Linked DNA regions of Homo sapiens: region 2 is linked to region 1. Evidence: read pairs that join two places in POLR2A ChIA-PET (ENCODE). Cell type or tissue: HepG2. All regions are shown on one strand. Links, peaks and the distances in the headings refer to the core of each region. The heading gives the core; the rest is flanking DNA. Region 1 overlaps ARRB2 (arrestin beta 2). Region 2 overlaps TM4SF5 (transmembrane 4 L six family member 5).

The links. Peaks named below come from ENCODE experiments on the same cell type or tissue, not always from the same donor. Only the 100,000 strongest peaks of a DNase experiment are listed, where the experiment ranks them.
Region 2: POLR2A ChIA-PET joins it to region 1 with 16 read pairs; 20 of 35 experiments call an interaction of 5 or more read pairs at or near these places.

Annotation. Positions count from the first base shown.
Region 1 is chr17:4,717,061-4,728,072 of GRCh38, reverse strand. It overlaps ARRB2 (arrestin beta 2), which reads right to left. Exons shown (of 15, transcript NM_004313.4): 6 at 10,797-10,856; 7 at 10,321-10,388; 8 at 10,050-10,185; 9 at 9,728-9,812; 10 at 9,389-9,461; 11 at 8,653-8,790; 12 at 7,774-7,857; 13 at 7,601-7,680; 14 at 7,433-7,487; 15 at 6,576-7,127. The coding sequence ends at 7,034. Among named protein-coding and RNA genes, the nearest start is that of MED11, 8.9 kb to the left of the region's middle. RefSeq lists a silencer at 2,152-2,352 and enhancers at 8,622-9,821, 10,356-10,525. In HepG2, for the core only: no CTCF peak of the experiment used is centred there; DNase peaks (open chromatin) are centred at 6,392 and 7,092.
Region 2 is chr17:4,772,890-4,785,060 of GRCh38, reverse strand. It overlaps TM4SF5 (transmembrane 4 L six family member 5), which reads right to left. Exons shown (of 5, transcript NM_003963.3): 2 at 4,192-4,272; 3 at 2,422-2,558; 4 at 2,024-2,207; 5 at 1,850-1,947. The coding sequence ends at 1,933. Among named protein-coding and RNA genes, the nearest start is that of TM4SF5, 7.1 kb to the right of the region's middle. In HepG2, for the core only: no CTCF peak of the experiment used is centred there; a DNase peak (open chromatin) is centred at 6,460.

The sequences.
Region 1 (11,012 bases), core at 1,641-9,640:
TGTAAAGAAACTTTCTAACATGAAAGACAGAAACCAAAATAAAAAGGGGGAGGTGGGGACAACTGTTGAAGCTTTTAGGTAAGAGATAGTATAAAACATGATTGAATCCGAAAAAGCATCCTTGGCTGGGCATGGTGGCTTATGCCTGCAATCCCAGCACTTTTGGAGGTCGAGGCGGGAGGATCACTTGAGGTCAGGAGTTCAAGGCCAGGGTCGGTATAGAGCTTTTCATTCCAGAGTCAGGCTCTCAAGGTAATTGGCAGAGAGCAATGCCAACATTTTATTGAAAGTAGATGTTGTTGCTATTGTTTATGTGTCCAGTAGGGTTGGTCCTGAGGGAATTTAAATGATGGTGCTACATTTCTTGATCCCTTCCTCCACAAACATTATTTTCAGAAGACTAGAAGGTATCAGTAACACTGCAATTTGGAGCAAGACTCCATCTCAAAAACAAAACAAACAAACAAACAAAACACCCTTGAAAAATCAAACCATGAGGGAAGTAATGAAAAAAATCTGTCACACAAGCCAGGTGTGGTGGCTCATGCCTATAATCCCAGCACTTTGGGAGGCCGGGACTGGCGGATCACCTGAGGTTGGGAGTTGGAAACCATCCTGGCCAACATGGTGAAACCCCATCTCTACTAAAAATACAAAAATTAGCTGGGCGTGGTGGCACGCATCTGTAGTCCCAGCTACTCAGGAGGCTGAGACAAGAGAATCGCTTGAACATGGGAGGCGGAGGTTGCAGTGAGCTGAGATTGCACCATTGCACTCCAGCCTGGGCGACAGAGCGTGACCCTCTCTCAAAACAAAAAAAACAAACAAAAACAAAAATCATGAAGTTGCCAAATAAGCATGTTTAGAGATAGGGAGGTAAATGCCAAAATAAACATCTAAAGGTGGTGAAAGTAGGCCAGGTGTAGCCTGAGCAACGTGAGGATACTCCATCTCTACAAAAAATAAAAAAACTGGCCGGGCGCGGTGGCTCACGCCTGTCATCCCAACACTTTGGGAAGCCACGGTGGGTGGATCACCTGAGGTCAGGAGTTCAAGACCAACCTGGCCAACATGGTGAAACCCCGTCTCTACTAAAAATATAAAAACTAGCTGGGCATGGTGGTGGACACCTGTAATCCCAGCTACTCGGGAGGCTGAGGCAGGAGAATTGCTTGAACCTAGCAGACGGAGGTTGCAGTGAGCCGACACAGTGCCACTGCACTCCAGCCTTGGCGACAGAGTGAGACTCTGTCTCAAAAAAACAAATTAATAAAATAATCAAAAAAGTTAAAAAAACTAGCTGGGCATGGTGGCTTGCACCTGTAGTCCCAGTTACTTGGGAGGCTGAGGTGGGAGGATCTCTTCAGCCTGGGGCATCGAGGAGGCTGCAGTAAGCTGTGATCATGCCAAGGGTGACAGAGCAAGACCCTGTCTCAAAAAAAAGGTGGTGAAAGTAGTTGCCTCTGAGGAGGAGGAAATTAGAGTGGGAAGGGTCTGCTTTTTATTGTAATAGGTCTTGTAGTACTATCTGATTCTTTATATGTATATATAACTTTGAAAACAAAAAGTAAAGAAAGAATGAAGAGTGAGAGAGGGCTGGGTGCAGTAGCTCATGCCTGTAATCCCAGCACTTTGGGAGTCCGAGGCGGGCGGATCATGAGGTCAAGAGTTCGAGACCAGCCTGGCCAACATGGTGAAACCCTGTATCTACTAAAAATACAAAAATTAGCTGGGTATGGTGGTGGGTGCCTGTAATCCAAGCTACTCAGGAGGCTGAAGCTGGAGAATCACTTGAACCCAGGAGGCGGAGGTTACAGTGAGCTGAGATCTCACCATTGCACTCCAGCCTGGGTGACAAGAGCGAAAATCTGTCTCAAAAAACAAAACAAAACAAAACCAAAGAAGAGAGGAAATAAAAAAGAGACGTAAGTGTAGAGGAGAGTGTTTTGTTTGGTTTGTCCTTTCCTTCTTCCTCTTTTTTTTCTTCCTCCCTCCTCTTTCCTTAAATGGAATAGACTTATGTGGGCTTATTTACCATGGAGGAAGAGCCATAGACACAGGTAGGAGAGGGGTGTGGTTTGGTGAATCAAGGTCTCAATGGAGGTGGGAGGACAGCAATCTGAGCACAGGTGGAGGGATTAGCTTTGAACTGGAGAAGGCATCTTAACCTTGGTTGTGTAGGAGAATTGGTGTAGATGTCACTGTTTGTCAGTAGGAGGTGGGAAATTGAAATTATTCATCCTTCATTGCCTAATCTCTGTGAAAAACAGAAGTCACTTTGAGCATGAGGAAGGTAGAAAATTAGTGCGTAGGTAGCTGGGCGTGGTGGCTCACGCCTGTAATCCTACCACTTTGGGAGGCTGAGGCGGGCAGATCACCTGAGGTCAGGAGTTTGAGACCAGCCTGGCCAACGTGGTGAAACCTCGTCTCTACTAAAAATACAAAAATTAGCCAGGCATGGTGGCGGGCGCCTGTAATCCCAGCTACTTGGGAGGCCGAGGTGGGAGAATCGCTTGAACCGGGGAGGCAGAGATTGCAGTGAGCCAAGGTCGTGCCATTGTACTCCAGCCTGGACAACAAGAGTGAAACTCCACCTTAAAAAAAAAAAAAAAAGAATTAGTGCATAGGATGGGAGCAGGAGAGGGAGGTAACCAGGGACATGGAGAGAGACAAAAGCTTATCGGGTGTTGGGGGCCCACCTTGGGTTAGAGACCATATATTTTTAGCAGCCCCAGATTCATACCTAGTGTCTGGTACCTAGAATGAGTTCAAAAAAGTTTGTTGGCCAGGCGCGGTGGCTGATGCCTGTAATCCCAGCACTTTGGGAGGCTGAGGCAGGTGGATCACATGAGGCCAGGAGTTCGAGACCAGCCTGGCCAACGTGGTGAAACCCCATCTTTACTAAAAAATACAAAAATTAGCCAGGTGGGGTGGCGGGCACCTGTAATCCCAGCTACTCAGGAGGCTGAGGCAGGAGAATCGCTTGAACCCGGGAGGCGGAGGTTGTGGTGAGTCGAGATTGGGCCACTGCATTGTAGCGTGGGTGACACAGCGAGAACTCTGTCTCAAAAACAAAATGTGTTGAATGAACAAGCAAGTGGTTGTATGAGCACCAACCCCTGTGTTCAGAGCAGAGAAGGGAGATAGTTGGATGGATCCAGGCTGTGGATTGAGAACAGGATTGTGAATGGAGGGTGGAGTGTGCTGATGAGATAGGGGTTGATATGGTGACCTTGAAGTATAGGCTGGAAAGAAAAGGAAGTGTCAAGTAGTGAGAAAACAGAAGGGCCAAAAGCTTTGTGACAAAACACCCAATCAGCTGGTTTTTTTGTTTGTTTGTTTGTTTTTGAGACGGAGTCTCGCTCTGTCACCCAGCCTGGAGTGCAGTGGCACCATCTCGGCTCACTGCAAGCTCCACCTCCCGGGTTCACACCATTCTCTTGCTCAGCCTCCCGAGTAGCTGGGACTACAGGCACCCGCCACCCCGCCTGGCTAATTTTTTGTATTTTTAGTAGAGACGGGGTTTCACCGTGTTAGCAGGATGGTCTCGATCTCCTGACTTTGTGATCCGCCTGCCTCGGCCTCCCAAAGTGCTGGGATTACAGGCATGAGCCACCGCGCCTGGCCATAAGCTGTTTTTTTTTTTTTTTTTTTTTTTTTTGTGTGGCTATTATAACTGACTACATGAAAATAAATATAAAAAATTTTCCTAGTGTATGAACCTAAAAAGCAAAAAGAATTTTTTTTTTTTTCTGAGATGGAGTTTTGTTCTTGTTGCCCAGGCTGGAGTGCAGTGGCACAATCTCAGCTCACTGCAACCTCCACCTCCAGGGTTCAAGTGATTCTCCTGCCTCAGCCTCCCGAGTAGCTGGGATTACTGGCGCCCGCCACCATGCTCAGCTAATTTTTTGTATTTTTAGTAGAGACGGGGTGTCACTATGTTGGCCAGGCTGTTCTCGAACTCCTGACCTCAGGCGATCCACCCGCCTCGGCTTCCCAAAGTGCTGGGATTACAAATCACAGGTGTGAGCCACTGCGCCCGGCCTTAAGAAAGACAATTTAAAAAAATTTATCTGTTATTGAAAATACAGGAAGCCAAATGTTTGGAAGTAGACAGAGGGGATTGTTGTACAACATTGTGAGTATACTAAATGCCATTGAATTAGACTATTTATTTATTTATTGAGAGAGAGTTTTGCTCTTGTCGCCCAGGCTGGAGTGCAATGGCGAGACCTTGGCTCTATAAAAATACAAAAATTAGCCAGGCATGGTGGCACGTGCCTGTAATCCCAGCTACTCGGGAGGCTGAGGCAGGAGAACGGCTTGAACCCGGGAGGCGGAGGTTGCAGTGAGCTGAGATTGCGCCATTCCACTCCAGCCTGGGTGACAAAGTGAGACTCCATCTCAAAAAAAGATAATAATAAATAAGTTAATTAAATAAATAAAAAGGGCAGTTTCTCAAAGTGTGTACTAATTAAAAATCCGGATTTTTGGATTCTTCTTGGGACCTTGTGACTCAGAATCGGGAAAGGTGGAGCCCAACTCTGGATTTTTACCATGGCACCCCGAGGGTTCTGATTCTCCTGAAAAAAATTTGAGATCGGCCAGGCGCGGTGGCTCACGCCTGTAATCCCAGCACTTTGGGGGGCCAAGGTGGGCGGATCAGGAGGTCAGGAGTTCGAGACCAGCCTGGCCAGTATGGCGAAACCTTGTCTTTACTAAAAATACAAAAATTAGCCAGGCGTGGTGGCGTGTGCCTGTAGTCCCAGTTACTCGGGAAGCTGAGGCAGAAGAATTGCTTGAACCTGGGAGGCAGAGGTTGCAGTGAGCCAAGATAGCACCATTGCATTCCAGCCTGGGTGAGAAAGCAAGACTCCATCTCAAAAAAAAAAAAAAAAAAATTGAGATACCTGGGCTTAGAGGTCAAGGAGCAGGTGCACGGGAGTCGGAGGGATGCTGGAGATGGTATTAGGCGGGATGGTTCTTCCGTTCTTCCGCATGAGAAAGTCCAGGTTCTGCAGGGGAGGCTGCCGCCGTGGCGGGGTAAGCAAGGTCACGGGCCTTTTGGCAGTACTTAAAGCTTGTGGGTAAATGGCGATTTAACTAGAAGTCACGAGTCATAACATAGACTAAAGGCCTGTGCGAGCTGTCCCCATCTGGCTCAGCAGCCAGAAGGAACTACTTTGCCTCTGGCTGTCTCTGTCCCAGTCTCTCTGGCCTCTTTAGGTCCCAGATGTGTTGTTTCCTCCTGCCTTCACACGACACTGCCATTGCCCAGAATGCTCATCCCTGGACGGTCCCCGAACTCCCCTCATCTTTCACTTCTCTGCTTAAAGGTCACTTTCTCAGGGAAATCTTCCCCAAACCCAACCTAGCTCAGAACTCCCTGTCACGCGTTCTCCTGGCTCCAGTACTTCTCCTCTGAAGCAAAGATATTGTAGTTAAATAACTAGGGAGGCCTGGCGCGGTGGCTCACACCTGTAATCCCAGCACTTTGGGAGGCCGAGGCGGGTGGACCACTTGAGGTGAGGAGTTTGAGAACAGCCTGACCAACATGGCGAAACCCCATCTCCACTAAAAATACAAAAATTAGCCGGGAGTTGTGGCGGGCGCCTGTAATCCCAGCTACTCCGGAGGCTGAGGCAGGAGAATCACTTGTACCTGGGAGGCGGAGGTTACAGTGAGCCGAGATGGCACCATTGCACTCCAGCCTGGACGACAGAGCAAGACTCTGTCTCAAAAGAAAAAAAAAAAAAAGGGAATGAATTAATGTGTTTTTGTTGTTGTTGTTGTTGTTGTACTGCTATACTATGCCTGGTACTTTGTAGGGACTCAAATCCAGATTGTTTGTGGAATGCATGAAGGAGCTTTAGGAGAAAGATTGGGCTTCAGGAGTGGAAGCAGATGATGGAGGTGAGAAATGTTCGTGGAGTGATGCTACCTCCCTCCAGCCCAGCCTGGGGCTTCGGTCAAGCCTCAGGGAGTCCCTGATGAATATCCCATGAACAGCACTAAGATGTGGTCCCTAGGACAGGGGCCCACGGCAGCATGACGTTCTTGCTGCCCAAGCCTCAGCTTCTGTGTTAGAATGTAGGTACCAGACTCCAGAGACGTCACGTGGCTTGTCTGGTGAGGCCTGCGGTTGTGGCACCGCTGAGCCACAGGAGCAGATGGCTCGAGCAGCCATAAGGAGCAGTGGAAATGAACGCGACTCGGTCACAACAGGTCACAGGTGGTCATGTGCGTCGGCCGCAACAGGGAAGGGCCTGCCCTGGCTAGCTCCCGTGAGCATCTGTGTGCAGGCGAGTTAGTTTAGTTACTGTGACCTCTAGAAATGACTAAGTTCACTTTGTGGCCTTATCAAGCCTCACCCTTGAGTTTGGACTAAGTCAAGTTTTGATGTTTACCCTGGAACACAGCCACAGCACAGTCATCCAATAAACATTTGCTGATAGCCTCCGTGTCAGGTGGCTTTTGGGTGCAGAAGAGAGACTGGGTCCTCCCCCACAAGCTAACAGAATCATGGATAAGCACACCATACACTCTCTAAACACTACAGAGAAAACACACACTCATGCTTAGTAAAAGATTTATTTTCTTCTTTATGCTCAGAAACAAAGAAACGGCCTTGTCCCCAAAGGGTCTCCTCTTGAAGGAATGGGGGCAGAGAGAGTGATAATGGGAGGTGTTGGTGTGAGGTTGAGAGTAGGAGTTTTGTCTCCCCCTTTCCCTCCTGTCACTCCTCTTTTCACTGTCCCCTTCCAGAAAATTTAGGTATGAACACAGCTTGCCACCCACGGCGGGGCTGGAGAAGCAGAGCTGCAGTCAAAAAATTAATGCCCACATTCAGCAAGAGAGGGTCCAGTGTGTATCTTGGGGGGATGGGGGAGAGAGTGTGAAGGGATTGGTTGAAGAAGCTTCCAGGTGAGGGGAAGGGAAGAGGGGCTGGGACAATCCCCCATTGACAGTGGGGATCTTAATCCTGCCCTCACCTCTCCCAACCCCATCCCCTCCCTTCTTCCCACCCCGCTTCCTAGCAGAGTTGATCATCATAGTCGTCATCCTTCATCCCCTTCAGCCGAAGCCGGGCAAAGTCCTCAAACACAATGTCATCATCTGTGGCATAGCTTGGTGGTGGGAAAGAGGGTTGTGAGGTGAGGGCTTCTGACTCTTGTCCCAGCCTCCCACTCCCTGCCCTCCCCGAAGCTAGGCCTCTGGGACAGAGGCGTTCGAACAGCAGTGGGACCAGAGGTATTTACAGGAAGGGACAAAGAAAAGGCAGCAAGAGGCAGCCTCACAAGGCTAAGGCATCTTGATTTGATGCTACAATCCGCTTCTCCCCACCAAAAGCAAGGAAGAGGTATGAGGGCAGATTTGAATGTTATAGGAATCTTTGTCCCAAGAGGGTCAAGTAGGGGAATGAGTTTCTTACTTGGTATCAAATTCAATGAGGTTGGTGTCCACAGGGACATCTGTCTCCGGAGCGGCTGGGGGGACGGGAAGAGGGGGTGTGGGGGTGGGTGCTGGAAGGGCCAGTTTTCCTCCACTGGCCCTGCTTCAGGCCCTCCCTCTGAGGGCTTGGGGTGGGTAGTGTGCTCACCTGACTGGGGTCTGGGGAGGGGGATGTGGTCGTGGGGCTTGGGGTGCATAAGAACAAAAGGCAGCTCCACAGAGACATCCCTGGGGAAGGGGAGAGGCATCGTGAAGAGGACGACGACATGGGACTAGAGAGAGCCAGTGTGACCCCCACCCAGGCTCCCCCATGACACTCACCCGCCTCGAGACACCACCAGCTTCACCTTGACCCTGTAGGACACCAGGATTCCCAGCACCTCCTTGTTGGCACCCTCCTTCACGCTGCAATTGAGGGTGTTGGAGTCAGACCAGGGCCTATCACCCTGTCACCTGGCCCACCGTGGGGTTCCCACGGGGACTCTGGGCAGGACCACAAACTCGCACAGGCCCCCAGGGCCCCAGCAGCCCAGGCCGTGCGGTTATGGTACAGTGCGCACTGCACTCCCTGCTCAGAGCCTCCTTGGCTCCTCTCCAGGAAAAGCTGACGTCCTTCTCCGCTAACAGCCTTGCACCGTCTGGCTCTCCATTAGCCCCTGACCTCACCTCCTCCTCCTCTCCTGGTACTTAGTTCTTCTCCCTAAGTTGCCCTCCGGGCCTGCTGTGTGTGGCTGTGCAGTGAGAACCCTGAACAAAGGCATCCGGAGAGGTGAAATCCAGCCCTTTGTGAAGCTGGGGACCTCCAGGGCTGCTCCTGCCCGAGGGCACGATGGCACCTCCCCATTCCTCCAACACCCCAGGCTGCCCCACCTCTGAGTCTTTGTTTTCTCTCTGCCCAGAACCCTCCTTTCCTGCTCACCCACATTGCTTACTTCCGCTGGGTCCTTACTCCGAATTCACCTTCGCACCTCACTGCCCCCCATCCCTTCCTTCTCTGCCTGGCTTTTTCTCCTTCATACTTGTCACTAAACCTGCTGTACAGTGACCACTGATCAGATTTGGCTATCCTCCCTCCCCTAGAATGTAAGAGTTCTTTTTGTCTCTTCTGTTCACTGATACATCCCTGGCACACTAGGATAGAGCACTGAACCGACGTCTGGCCCCTGGCCTGCAGGGGACCCGCCCCAGCCCCACCCTCACATGGTGCTGGAAGCCAGGTTGGTGTCCTCGTGCTTGAGTTTCCCATCCAGGGCGAGACCCCGCTTCTCCCGGTTGTCGCTGAGCAGTGGGGTTATGGTGTACACCTTACAGAATGTGGAGCTGGGAGATACCTGGTCACTGGGGGTGGGGACAAGAGAACAAGATGCTTAGGGGCGCTGGGCTGGGCAAGGGGCGGCCTATGACCCCCAAGCAGCATCTCCCCCTCACTAGTCCCTTGTTTCTTTGGGCACAGGTCACAAGGGAGTAGGTTTTGGCTCAACGTGCTCAAGAAAATTAACAGCCTGGAGCCTGGCTGTGGAGGGAATACCCTTTTAAGTGAAGATGGTGGCCGGTCGCGGCGGCTCACGCCTGTAATCCCAGCACTTTGAGAGGCCGCGACGGGTGGGTCACTTGAGGTCAGGGGTTCGCAACTAGCTTGGCCAACATGGTGAAACCTCGTCTCTATTAAAAATAAGCCGGGTATGGTGGTGCATGCCTGTAGTCCCAGCTACGTGGGAGGCTGAGGCAGGAGAATCGCTTGAACCCGGGAGGTGGAGGTTGCAGTGAGCAGAGGTTGCCCCATTGCACTCCAGGCTGGGCAACAAGAGCAAAAACTCCATCTCAAAAAAAAAAAAAAAGGTGGAGATGGCTCAGGAAGAATTCTTCCTCCACCTCACATTCTCCTGATCCTGCTCTTCTCCCCTAGATTGGAACATGGGTCTCTCCCGATACTCACTCTTGTTCGAGTTGAGCCACAGGACACTTGTACTGGGCGGTGCTGAAGAGGCAGATGTCGGCGTACTGTCTCACTGTGGGGTGGGACGGGGTCAGGCAGCTCTGGATGGAGCACAAGCCACCACCACACCACAACTCCAGACCCCGTGGCGTGGCCCCCCCATGCTCCCCACTGAAGCAGTAAACACCGAGGCTCCCCGTATCATTATGGAACAACCTAAATTCTTTGAGCCCTGGTGGGTCTCCCGCACTGGGAAATGGCCTGGGCTGAGATCACACCAGGAGCCACCTGTGCAGTAACGCCCTCCCCGAAGACCCCCTTCCAAACCCCACCTCCTACCAGAGACTTTGATCTTCTTGACGGTCTTGGTGGAGTTGTTGGTGACGTGGACATTTACATTGAGGGGCTCCCCATGGTAGTACAGCTTTTGGGGGGAGGGGGTCATGTGAATTGGAACTGGTTTTCACTGTTCCCATCATCAGTGTGTCCCCAAACACAGACACATTGTTCTGGCCCCCTCCCCTCAAACCCAAGCCCACGGCAACTGTCCACACCCAGCCAAGGCAACCTCCTTTACAAATGTCCTCTTGATGTGTGGCTTCGCCCCTCCCCCAGGGTCTAAACTGCACCGTGGCATCCGTGTCACCCTCTCACGCCCCACCTCCTTGTCCAGGGAAGCCTCGAGGTGCAGGGACCGGTCAGACATGAGGAAGTGGCGTGTGGTTTCGGCTGAAGGCTGGGGGCCGGGTTTCTCCGGGGCGAACTGCACCTTTCGGATCACCAGCCGCACAGAGTTCCTGGGATCAGAGTAGGGGCAGGAGGGGTCATTCCTCACACACCCCAACCCTACTCCTCCCCCGCACGGGGCCTGGGCTCCTGGAAGCGGGGAGGAAAGCCTCCTCTTACACCACAGAGGAGGTCACTTCCCTTACCTTTTGTGGCTTTTCTCTTCTAGTGATTTAGCACAGAAGGCTCGAATCTCAAAGTCTACGCCGCAGGCCTCGGGGAGGGGAGAAAAGGCCACATCTTACCGGAGGCTCCCGCCACCATCACTGCCCTTTCTTCCTCCCCCTTCCCTCCTCTCGGGCAGGGACTCTTGCCTCATTGTGGTCTCACGACCCTGGGGACTAAGTCTTCTTCCTCTCCAAAGCCCAGAACCTGGCAGAGGCTTGGTCATGGTAGTGCAAGGGGAGCCCCCATCCCCAGATCCATGCGGGTCCACAGAGCAGGAGGCAGTGTCATGCGTGCACAATGACCACCACATACGCCCCACTTCCACGGGGGACACTGGCCTACCCTCGGCCCCACCCTGGCATCTCGACAGTTCACCCTCTGGCTCAGCTGTGCCTCCAGGCTCCTGCTGGCCCATGTCCTGCCCTAGGAGCCCTCAGAGCTGTTCCTCCCGTACCTTTCCTGTATCCTCTGGGCCTGGCTGCAGTGTGACGGAGCATGGAAGATTCTGGGGTATCTGTGGCGGAGGAAGGAGAAGACTTCAGTTCTTCCAGAAAGCCCCCAGATCTTCCTCCAAATCTCAACCTAAGAGGCTGGAGACGCTGGGTGTGGTGGCTCATGCCTGTAATCCCAACACTTTGGAAGGCTAAGGTGGGCGGATCACCTGAGGTCA
Region 2 (12,171 bases), core at 1,990-9,989, 57 kb before region 1:
AGTAGAGACGGGGTTTCACCGTGTTAGCCAGGATGGTCTCGATCTCCTGACCTCATGATCCGCCCACCTTGGCCTCCCAAAGTGCTGGGATTACAGGCGTGAGACACCATGCCCGGCTGGTCTCGCCTGTTTAAGGGATGGGGAACTGAGTCTCCTTTTCCCCTCCTAACTTAGCATTAGGTGAGGCATACATTTGGATTTGGTCTCAGGGGTCTATGGTAGATTGCTGAAAAGTTATGGACTCGAGAAAAACGCACTTAAACAGATAATTTTCAGACAAGTGATGGAAGTCTGGCTTTTTTTTTTTTTTTTTTTTTTGGAGTCTCACTCTGTCACTCAGGCTGGAGTGCAGTGGTATGATCTTGGCTCACTGCAACTTCCACCTCCTGGGTTCAAACGATTCTTCTGCCTCAGCCTCCTGAGTAGTTGGGACTACTGGTACCCACCACCATGCCCAGCTAATTTTTGTATTTTTAGTAGAGATGGAGTTTCCCCATGTTGGCCAAGCTGGTCTCAAACTCCTGACCTCAAGTGATCCACTGGCTTCAGCCTTCCAAAGTTTTGGGATTACCGGCTTGCACCATCGTGCGGGCCCAGGAAGTCTGGCTTTCTGAGAGAGTCTGCAGACACCCTGCCCCCATTAGGTGCCTAGGTTGTCTCCTTTCTGAACCAGTGACCTAAGATTAAGAAAATTCTACCAAATTATGGCCAGATGTGGTGGCTCACAGCTGTAATCTCAGCACTCTGGGAGGCTGAGGTGGGTGGATTGTTTAAGCTCAGCAGTTGGAGACCAGCCTGGGCAACATGGTGAAATCCCCTCTCTACAAAAAGTACAAAAATTAGCAGGGGTATGGTGGTGTGCGCCTGTAGTCCCAGCTACTCAGGAGGCAGAGGCAGGAGGATTGCTTTAGCCCAGGAGGTGGAGGCTGCAATGAGCCGAGATCGTGCCACTGCACTCCAGCCTGAGTGACAAAGTGAGACCCTGTCAAAAAAAGCAAAAAAAAAAAATTCTATCAAATTAGGAGGTGACAAGGCCACAATGGCTTTACAGTTCCATTTTCTAGAGCTTAAGAGGTTACAGTGTCTTTTCCATAGTTTTCATTATTTTCTCCTACAGAACTGATCCCTGTTTAGGATCTTTGTCCTTGCTGTTCTCTCTGCCTATAATCCCCCAAATATCCAGATGGTTAGCAAGCCTTCCTGATCTTAGCTCAAATTTCATTTTCTCAAATTTTCCCTGTCATAAAAGAGAGTCTCTCCATAAGTCAATATCAATCCCATTACCAACATGCTTTTAAAAAGTGCTTATCGGCCACGCACGGTGGCTCAAGCCTGTAATCCCAATACTTTGGGAGCCTGAAGTGGGAGGATTACTTTTGCTCAGGAGTTCGAGACCAGCCTGGGCAACCTCGTCTCTACAAAAAATACAAAAAAGTTAGCAAGGCATGGTGGCATATGCCTATGGTCCCAGCTACTTGGGAGGCTGAGACGGGAGGATTGCTTGAGCCCAGGAGGTGGAGGATGCAGTGAACCGAGATCGTACCACGGCCTTCCAGCCTGAGTGACAGCGAGACCCTGTCAAAAAAAAAAAAAAAAAGTGCTTATTACCTATTGAAATAATTTTTTGCTTCTTTTAAAAATTGCCTATCTTCCACTCTTGGAATGCCAAGTTCTTTGAGAGAATAAAACTTGTCTGTCTTGTTTACCGTCCTTATTTCCAGCGCAACCAAATAGCTCAGTATCTATTCGTTAAGAAAGTACAAGTGGGGTGCAGGGGCCCCAAAGGCCAGGTGTATCCGTAGCCTCTCGCACACTCCTCCTTACAGAAGGCACAATCTCAGACAGAGAAGAGAGCGCAAAGCAGTTTATTCTAGCGAGCAAGGGAGTGAGCGTCCAGGAAGGAGCAGGTGTAACCCGGCGGTCAGTGGAGCCTCAGTGAGGTGTGTCCTGCGGAAAAGAGAAGGTGAGAACGCAGCCAGGACCAGGCAGGTTCCCTCTACAACTCCACCGCAAGAAATTTCACCTGTTTTTTCCTGCAATCGCCGCAGAAGACACCAATGGTCGCGTTCACCAGCTGGATCCCACACAGTACTATCTCCAGGCAGGAGGCGGCCACCAGCAGCGAGAAGAGCGTCACATTCCAGGGGACCACGCGAGGGGGCGCCTCGCACCGATCCCATAGAGTGCGGTTGAGCAAGTAAGCTCCCCTGTGGGAGGGGTGAGGCCACGTGGGAGAAGGCAGCGTGCGCGTGCGCCACCCCGCCCCCAAGAATACGTCCCAGGGGATTTGCTAAGGCCCAGGTAGCCCACGTGGAGCGAGTGCCCTCGAAGTCGAGTCCCGCCCAGGTGTCCCAGTCCACGGGGGAAGGGCGGGAGGGAAGAGGCAGAGAATGGAGGACACGAATACAGGCTAAACCTTACGCGGTGTCTTCGAAGTGGTAGCCCCACTCGCCGTTCATTAAGCATCTGGGTCCATTTCGGAGCCCAGCTCCAGACACCGAGAGGCAGTAGATGGCACCAAGCACCCCGAACGCCGAGGAGAAGACCGAGCGCAGCATCTGGATGTGGTGTGGAAGGGGAGGTAAGGCCCAATCTCCCCACCTGTGGGTGACGACGCTCAGCGCCAGCCCCCACGCATTATCGAAATCTGCTCCAGTCGGGTTGTTAAAATGTATTTTTTAATGCCGGGCGCGGTGGCTCACCCCTGTAATCTCAGCACTTTGGGAGGCTGAGGCGGGTGGATCTCCTGAGGTCGAGAGTTCAAGACCAGCCTGGCCAACATGGAGAAACCTTGTCTTTACTGAAAATACAAAAATTAGCCGGGTGTGGTGGCACATGCCCGAGGCTGAGGCAGGAGAATAGCTTGAACATGGGAGGCGGAGGTTGCAATGAGCCGAGATCGCACCACTGCACTCCAGCCTGGGCGACAGAGCCAGACCCCGTCTCAAAAAGAAAAAAAAAAAAAAAAATTAGAAATTCGGACTCTGTTTCTGCACCTGTCCTTGCAGAACCACAGCACTCTCTATGGAATTCCTAGCTACACAAGCTCCTCTGCGGACTCCCAGGCCCCACCCCACCCTTCCCTGGCACCCACAAATCTCAGATCTCAATGATCCTGAGGGGTAGGCGGGTGAAGGGGAGAGGGGGGAACTACAACCCCAGTGAATCTCGGCGGCCGCTGGCTTTCAGGTTAGCCTAACTGCAAGCCCGGGGTTTGAAGGGAAATTTATTTTAAACCTGACTCGAGGCTGGGCACGATATCTCACACCTGTAATCCCAGCACTTTGGGAGGCCAAGGGGGGCAGATCGCCTGAGGCCAGGAGTTTCAGACCACTCTGGCCAACAGTGAAACCCCGTCTCTACTAAAAATATAAAAATTAGCTGGGTGTGGTGGCAGGCGCCTGTAATCCCAGCTACTTGGGAGGCTGGAAGAACAAGAATGGCTTGAACTAGGGAGGCGGAAGCTGCAGTGAGCCAAGATCGTGCCACTGTACTCCAGCCTGGGTGACAGACCAAGACTATGTCTAAAATAAATAAGATAAATAAATGTAAAATAAAATAAAAATACATTTTTTTTGAGGCGGAGTTTTGCTCTTGTTGCCCAGGCTGGAATGCAATGGCACAATCTTGGCTCACCGTAATCTCCTGCCTCAGCCTCCTGAGTAGCTGGGATTACAGGCGCCCACCACCACACCAGGCTAATTTCTGTATCTTTTCTTTTCTTTTTTTTGAGACAGAGTTTCACTCTTGTTGCCCAGGCTGGAGTGCAATGGTGTGATCTCGGCCCATTGCAACCTCTGCCTCCAGGGTTCAAGTGATTTTCCTGCCTCAGCCTCCTGAGTAGCTGGGATTACAGGTGCCCGCCACCACGCCTGGCTAATTTCTGTATCTTTTCTCTTCTTTTTTTTTTTTTTTTTTTTTTTTTAAATCACTGCTTACTGCAGCCTGGACCTCCTGGGCTCAAGCGGCCCTCCCACCTCAGCCTCCCAAGTAGCCGAGATTGCAGGTGCTTGCCACCACGCCCGGCTAATTTTTGTATTGTTAGTAGAGATAGGGATCTTGCCATGTTTCCTGGGCTGGTCTAGAACTCCTGGCTCAAGCCGTACTCCCACCTCAGCCTGCTAAAGTGTTGGGATTACAGGCATGAGACACCACCCCCAGCCCTGAATTCCTTCTTAATCTGGATCTTACCCTGCAGCGGTTTCCACAGCACCCAGCACCACAGCAGCCCTTGCCCCCTGCCCGAACGGCTGCAATCCCCGGACACAGTACCTGTGGGACAAGAGTCATTGTTATAGCACGTCCCCCCAGATCCTCCAGGCCTGACTTGCATCAGTGCCTACCTCCTTCAGGAAGCTGCCTGTGATGCCTTCAGCCCTTTGGACTGTAGAAGACCTTATCTCTACGTCTCCTGGAGCTGCTGGGCTTCACCTTACTTTATCCTTATTTACGTGCCTACCTTATCTCTGTCCAGATTGTGGCCTCTAGAGGGTAGGGCCCAATATCATTATTTTCCCCAATCTTGGCACATAGTAGGTGCCCTACTGAATGGAAATCAGGGAAACTACTTCACATGCTATGAATTGATTCATCTCTCAGGGTCTCAGTTTTGCCTGTATAAAATGGGTCTGGAAGATCTACCTCACAGGTCTGTTCTCAGGATTTAATGGGAGAACAAGCTGACTAGGTGTTAAGACTGGCTCAGAGGCCGGGCGCGGTGGTTCACGCCTGAAATCCCAGCATGTTGAGAGGCTGAGGCTGGTGGATCACCTGAGGTCGGAAGTTCAAGACCAGCCTGACCAACATGGAGAAACCCCAACTCTGCTAAAAATACAAAATTAGCCGGGCGTGGTGGCGCATGCCTATAATCTCAGCTACTCGGGGGGCTGAGGCAGGAGAATTACTTGAACCTGGGAGGTGGAGGTTGTGGTGAGCTGAGATCGTGCCACTGTACTCCAACCCGGGCAATAAGAGCGAAACTCCATCTCAAAAAAAAAAAAAAAAAAAGACCAGCTCAGAGTAACTCAATATTTATAAGTTCCCTCAGCAGCAGGAAGGGATAGAGGTGTTGGAGTGTCTGGTGAATTGGGATTACAGTAGAGTGTGGAAGAGTGCTAGTGGATGGTCTGATATGGAGTGTAGCATTTTCCAAGATTCAAGCCTTGGTCTTTTTTTCTCCCTGTGGCTTTCCTAACAATGCCCATCCCCTTTCAGGGAATCAGCTCTTCACTCTGCCAGAAGTTGCCTCCAAAACTGATGCCTCCAGATCCTATGTTCACTTGAATATCTTGGTTTTAGCTCAAATTCAACCAGCCTCACGCTCATCTCACAATATTCCTCAAATTCATCTCCCTTTGACTTTCTTGTCTCCATCAGTGGAAAAAATAACATCTACTAGGTCAGCCAGGCTGGAAAGCTTTAATCTTGCACCCAGAAAGACATCAAATTTTCTCAACTTTTACTTAAGTGGCTCCTGAATCTGTGAGTTCCTCCCCACATTGAATCCCTCATCACCTCCCATGAGGGTGTTCTCAGCCTCCCTATTACACTCTCATAGCTCTTGCCCCATGCCACCCTACACTCTATCCTCTATCAGGTTAAACATAGCTTTTTTTTTTCTTTCTTTCTTTTTGAAACAGGGTCTCACTCTGCCACCCAGGCTGGAATGCAGTGGCTTGATCGTGGCTGACTTTAGCCTTGACCTCCTGGGCTCAAGTGATCCTCCTGCCTCAGCCTCCTGAGTAGCTGGTATCGCAGGCATGCGTCATCATTCCCAGCTAATTAAAAAAAATTTTGTAGACATGGGGTCTTGCTATTTGCTCAGGCTGGTCTTGAACTCCTGGGCTCCTCCTGCCCTGGCCTACCAAATTGCTGGGATTACAGGTGTAAGTCACTGCATCTGGCCTAAACATAGCTTTCAACTGGTCTTTTCTCTGCTCAAATCCTTTAGGGTCTCTTCACAGAGAAGCCCATCAAGACTGAACTCTTTTTTTTTTTTTTTTTTTGAGACGGAGTCTCACTCTGTCACCAGGTTGGAGTACAGTGGTGTGATCTTGGCTCACTGCAACCTCCACCTCCCAGGTTCAAGTGATTCTCCTGCCTCAGCCTCCTGAGTAGCTGGGACTACATGCACATGCCACCACGCCGGGCTAATTTTTTGTATTTTTAGTAGAGACGGGGTTTCATCATGTTGGCCAGAATGGTCTTGATCTCCTGACCTCGTGATCCGCCTGCCTCAGCCTCCCAAAGTGCTGGGATTACAAGCGTGAGCCACCGCGCCTGGCCAAGACTTGTAACTTGAACGCCTAACTCTTGTAAGGCATTTAAGCCTCCTCATCTGGCTCCGTTACCTTTATCTTCGTTGCACCAGGTCAGGTTCTTTGCCTGTCTCCTATCTCTGGAATTCCACAGCTGTCTTGCTTCTTGCTTTCGTGTGTGTGTGTGTTTGCTTTTTGAGACAGGATCTCACTCTGTCATCCAGGCTGGAATGCAGTGGTGCAATCATGGCTCACTGCATCCTCAACCTCCTGGGCTCAAATGATCTTCTCACCTCGGCCTCCCGAGTAGCTGGGACTAAAGGTGCGGAACAACATGCCTGGCTAATTTTTTTGGAGAGTTCATGTCTTACCATGTTGCCTAGCTGATCTCGAACTCCTGGGCTCAAGCAATCCTCCTGCTTCAGCCTCCCAAATTGCTGGGATTACAGGCATGAGCCACTGTGCCTGGCTCCTCATGTGTCTTATCTGGCACATACCATCCAAGGCAGCATTTTGTGCTTCTCCAGGGAAAGGGCTGAGAGTTTCAGTTCTATTATATCATCCCCAGCAACCTCAGAGAAACACCTGCTCTCTCTTCTTCCTGTCTCATGGCAGGGCCAGGACCCATGCTGACACCTTACTTTACCTCCCTGGTTAGGTCACTTACTGGAGGCTTGTGGATCCAAACACACCTAGAATTGCCTTTTGGATTTACCAATTTTGAATGATCTACTTGTCTGAGGTTTCTGCTTTTGTTTGAGAGAGGGTCTCACACTGTTGCCCAGACTGGAGTGCAGTGGCATGATCATGGCTCACTGCAGCCTCGACCTCCTGGGCTCAAGTGATCCTCTCACCTTAGCATTAGAGTAGCTGGGATTACAGGCTTGTACCACCACACTCAGCTAATTTTTTCTTTTTTGAGACGAAGTTTTGCTCTTGTTGCCCAGGCTGGAGTGCAATGGCGCGATCTTGGCTCGCTGTAACCTCTGCCTCCCGTGTTCAGGTGATTCTCCTGCCTCAGCCTCCCGAGTAGCTGGGATTACATGCATGCGCCACCACGCCCTGCTAACTTTGTATTTTTAGTAGAGACAAAGTTTCTCCATGTTGGTCAGGCTGGTCTCAAACTCCTGACCTCAGCTGATCAGCCTGCTTCGGCCTCCCAAAGTGCTGGGATTACAGGTGTGAGCCACCGCACCTGGCCAGACCCAGCTAATTTTAAAATTTTTGTTGAGATAGAGTCTCACTATGTTGCCCAGGCTGGTCTTGAATGCTGGGACTCAAGCGATTCTCCTGCCTCCACCTCCCAAAGTGTTGGGATTTTACAGGCATGAGCCACCACACCTGGCCCTATTTGAGATTTTTACTCTTTTGATTAAAGTGTTTGCTTCCCTTTGTAGTATGTGCTTCTCTGTCTCATTCTTCACCATCTTTTTGTCTTAGTGAAAAGTGTCATCATAAATGAAGAAGAAAACACTGTGCTTATAGCCTGAATCAGCTCATATTTCTCCATTTCCATAGCCACTGGCCTAGTCCAAGCCACTCTCATCTCTCCTGGATGTCTTCCGTGACCTCAGTTTGGTCTTTTCTTTTTCTTTTTTTTTTTTTTTGAGATGGAGTCTTGCTCTGTCACCCAGGCTGGATTGCAGTGGCATGATCTCGGCTCACTGTAACCTCTGTCTGCTGGGTTCAGGAGATTCTCCTGCCTCAGCCTTCCGAGTAGCTGGGATTACAGGCATGCACCACCATGCCCTGCTAACTTTGTATTTTTAGTAGAGACGGGGTTTCGCCATGTTGGTCAGGCTGGTCTCGAACTCCTGACCTCATGATCCGCTGGCCTCGGCCTCCAAAAGTGCTGGGATTACAGGCTTGAGGCCCCACGCCCAGCTCAGTTTGGTCTTTTTCTGTATATATTGCAGACCTTCTACTACCCATTCTCCACACAGTGGTCAAAGGAGTCTTCTTCATTCCAGTGGCGTGTGGAGCAACCAGACCTCTCACACTAAGAACTACAGAAAACTGGCAATATCTATTAGCGCTGAATACTTGCATGTCTTAAGAATCAGCAGTTTTACTGCTAGGTTTTTATCCAATAGAAATGCACACGTATTTGTACCTAAATACATCTACAAGAATATTTATAGCAGCATTATTTGCAAAAAAACCAAACTGGGAATGATCCAGATCTCCTTCAACAGTAGAATGGGCCGGGCACAGTGGCTTATGCCTGTAATCCCAGTACTCTGGGAGGCCGAGGCAGGCGGATCACCTAAGGTTGGGAGTTCAAAACCAGCCTGACCAATATCGCGAAACCCCGTCTCTACTAAAAATACAAAAATTAACTGGGCACGGTGGCACATGCCTGTAATCCCAGCTACTCAGGAGGCTGAGGCAGGAGAATCATGTGAACCTGGGAGTCAGAGGTTGCAGTGAGCCGAGATGGCGCCATTGTACTCCAGCCTGGGTGACAGAGCGAGACTCTGTTTCAAAAAAAACAAAAAAGCAAAAAAGCAAAAAAACAAACAAACAAACAGTAGAATGTATAAATGAGGTATAGTCACATAATAGAATGTATAAGAAAAAAAGAAAACTACAGCTACACCTGATAATATGGGTGGCTCTCACAAACGTAATATGGAGCTAAAGAAGCCAGACACAGGCCAGGCGCGGTGGCTCACGCTCGTAATCCCAGCACTTGGGGAGGCCGAGGTGGGTGGATCACCTGAGGTCGGGAGTGCGAGACCAGCCTGACCAACATGGCGAAACCCCCATCTCTACTAAAGTAAATACAAAAATTAGCCAGGCGTGGTGGCTCATGCCTGTAACCCCAGCTACTCTGGAGGCTGAGGCATGAGAATCATTTGAACCTGGGAGGCGGAGGTTGCAGTGAGCTGAGATAGCGCCACTGCACTCCAGCCTGGGCAACAGCTCCGTCTCAAAAAAAAGCCAGACACATACTCTATCATTCCATTTGTGTAAAGTGCAAAATAAGCCAAACTCGTCTATGGGGTTAGAAGACAGAATAGTGGTTACGCTTGTTGGTGAAGTGATTCTGGGGTTCCGTGTGTGGTGAGAAGCATGTCTGGGCTTCTGGTAATGATCTGTTTCTTGACCTGGGCTCAGATGTGCTCACTTTGTAAAAGTTTGTTGAGCTGTGTACTAAGGATCTGGGTACTTGTCTGTGTGACTTAAATAAAAAGTTTTAAACCGTCAAAAAACAAAGTGCCAAAAGTCCTTCAATAGGGCATGGCGCGGTGGCTCACTCCTGTAATCCCAGCACTTTAGGAGGCCGAGGCGGGTGGATCACAAGGTCAGGAGATCGAGACCATCCTGGCTAACACGGTGAAACCCCATCTCTACTAAAAATACAAAAAAAAAAAATTTGCTGTGCGTGGTGGCGGGCGCCTGTAGTCCCAGCTACTCGGGAGGCTGAGGCAGGAGAATGGCGTGAACCCAAGAGGTGGAGCTTGTAGTGAACCGAGATCGCACCACTGCACTGCAGCCCGGGCGACACAGTGAGATTCCGTCTCAAAAAAAAAAAAAAGTCCTTCAATAGTTTTCTGTTGTACTTATAATAATAAAAATTCAAATGACTCCACTGTGGCTTTTCAGGGTGTTCCAGGCCTAGCCTCTGCCCTCCTCAGACCTCATCTCATTACATCTCACCTCACCGGCCACCTGTCTGATCCTCAGAAGTGTAGAGCTTGTTCCCACCTTAGGCTTTGTACTACCAGCCCCTAGTGTCTGCAACACTCACACCTTCTTCTTGTCATTTGGGTCTCAGTTCAGACATCACCTCATAGAGCCTGTCCCTGAAAATCCTATAAAAAGTGGCATCTGCTTTGCCTAGGAGCTCTTCATGCCAGCACCATTTCATTTTATTTTTATTTTTTACTTTTGAGACAGAGTTTCACTCTTGTTGCCCAGGCTGGAGTACAATGGTGCAATCTTGGTTCACTGCAACCTCCGCCTCTCGGGTTCAAGCAATTCTCCTGCCTCAGCTTCCTGAGTAGCTGGGACTACAGGCATGCGCCACCACGCCTGGCTAATTTTTGTATTTTTAGTAGAGACAGGATTTCTGCATGTTGGTCAGGCTGGTCGTGAACTCCTGACCTCGGTGATCCGCCTGCCTCAGCCTCCCAAAGTGCTGGGATTACAGGCATGAGCCACTGCGCCCGGCCGATGGTACCTACTTCTATCTGAAATTGCCTTGCCTAGTTCTATACTTCATTCAATGACTTTTTTATTTTTTATTTTCTTGAGACAAGGTCTTGCTCTGTTGCCCAGGCTGGAGTGCAGTGGCGCGTGGTCATAGCTCACTGCAATCTTTCATTTCTGGGCCCAAACTAGGACTACAGGCACACGCTGCCATTCCATGACTATTAATTGGGTGTCTGTTTAGTGCAAGGTGCTGGTCTAGCACTGGGTACATAGTGGCCAACAAAGCAGGCAGTGCTTGCTCTCGTGGGACTTCCAGCCTTGCTTCCGTGAGACTGGTGGCCTTACCAAAGGGAACACAAGCTTCAGGGAGAGCAGGAACCTGTCTGTGTCCCTGTGATATACAGCAGTGCTTATTTATTTGTTTATTTATGTATGAGATGGAGTCTTGCTCTGTCGCCCAGGCTGGAGCACAATGGCGCAATCTCGCCTCACTGCAACCTCTGCCTCCCGGGTTCTCCTGCCTCAGTCTCCCGAGTAGCTGGGATTACAGGCGCCCGCCACTATGCCTGGCTAATTTTTGTATATTTCTTTAAGTAGAGACGGGGTTTCACCATGTTGGCCAGGCTGGTCTTGAACTCCTGACCTCAGGTGATTGGCCCGCCTCGGCCTCCCAAAGTGTTGGGATTACAGGCGTAAGCCACCATGCCCACCGGGTGGTGCTTCTTGAGAGTGACTCTGGGCACAGAGGTGGAGGGAAGGCAGCTGTGAATGCATATTTGGGGAAGGCAGACTCAGGGAGCTCCGCTGAAGCAAGCTGGTTAGATGGGGCAGAGGAGTGTGGGGAGACAGGGGTGGTTCAGGTTGCAGAGGGAGCACCCCGTGACAATGGCTAAGTGTGTCAGCCTGAGAGGAGTGTGACTCTCAAAGAGAGTTGAGTTTAGAGCGATAGAGTAGAGTACAGCAGCCAAGAATCCATGCAGGAGGAGGGAGTAGAAGAAAAGATACTAGAGAGTAAGAGGGGATTGTTGGTTAAAGGAGAGGTATCCTCTTTTAGCAAATAGAGGTGTGACCAGCGAGGTGTGACCAGCAAAAGGGACCAAGGGGAGCTCTCCCCTGGAGAATGTCATTAGCCAACTGTCCTGAGAAGTGGGGAACTGTGCTGGGTAGATCTTTTGTCTTTATCGCATGAAGATATTAAACGAGGTTGACCATCCCAAAGTTTCCCTGAATGGGTGGAGAGTTGGAAGATGGGGGTTAGTAAATTGGGGAAATCTGTGTCTCCTTTTCCTCCACTTCTGACAGATCCTAGTCTTGGCCAGGCGTGGTGGCTCACATCTATAATTCTAGCACTTTGGGAGGCTGAGGCAGGAGGATCACTTGAATCCAGGAGTTTGAGACCAGTCTGGGCAACACAGAGATACTCCGTCTCTACAAAAAATGTAAGCTGGGGCGGTGGCTCACATCTGTAATCCCAGCACTTTGGGAGGCCGAGGGGGGCGGATCACCTGAGGTCAGGAGTTCGAGACCAGCCTAGCCAACGTGGCGAAACCCTGTCTCTACTGAAAATGCAAAAATTAGCTGGGTGTGGTGGCACGTGACCGTAATCCCAGCTACTCAGGAGGCTGAGGCAGGAGAATTGCTTAAACCCAGGAGACAGAGGTTGCAGTGAACGGAGATGGCGCCACTGCACTCCAGCCTGGGCGACAGAGCGAGACTCCGTCTCAAAAAAATAATAATAATAAAAATAAATAAAATA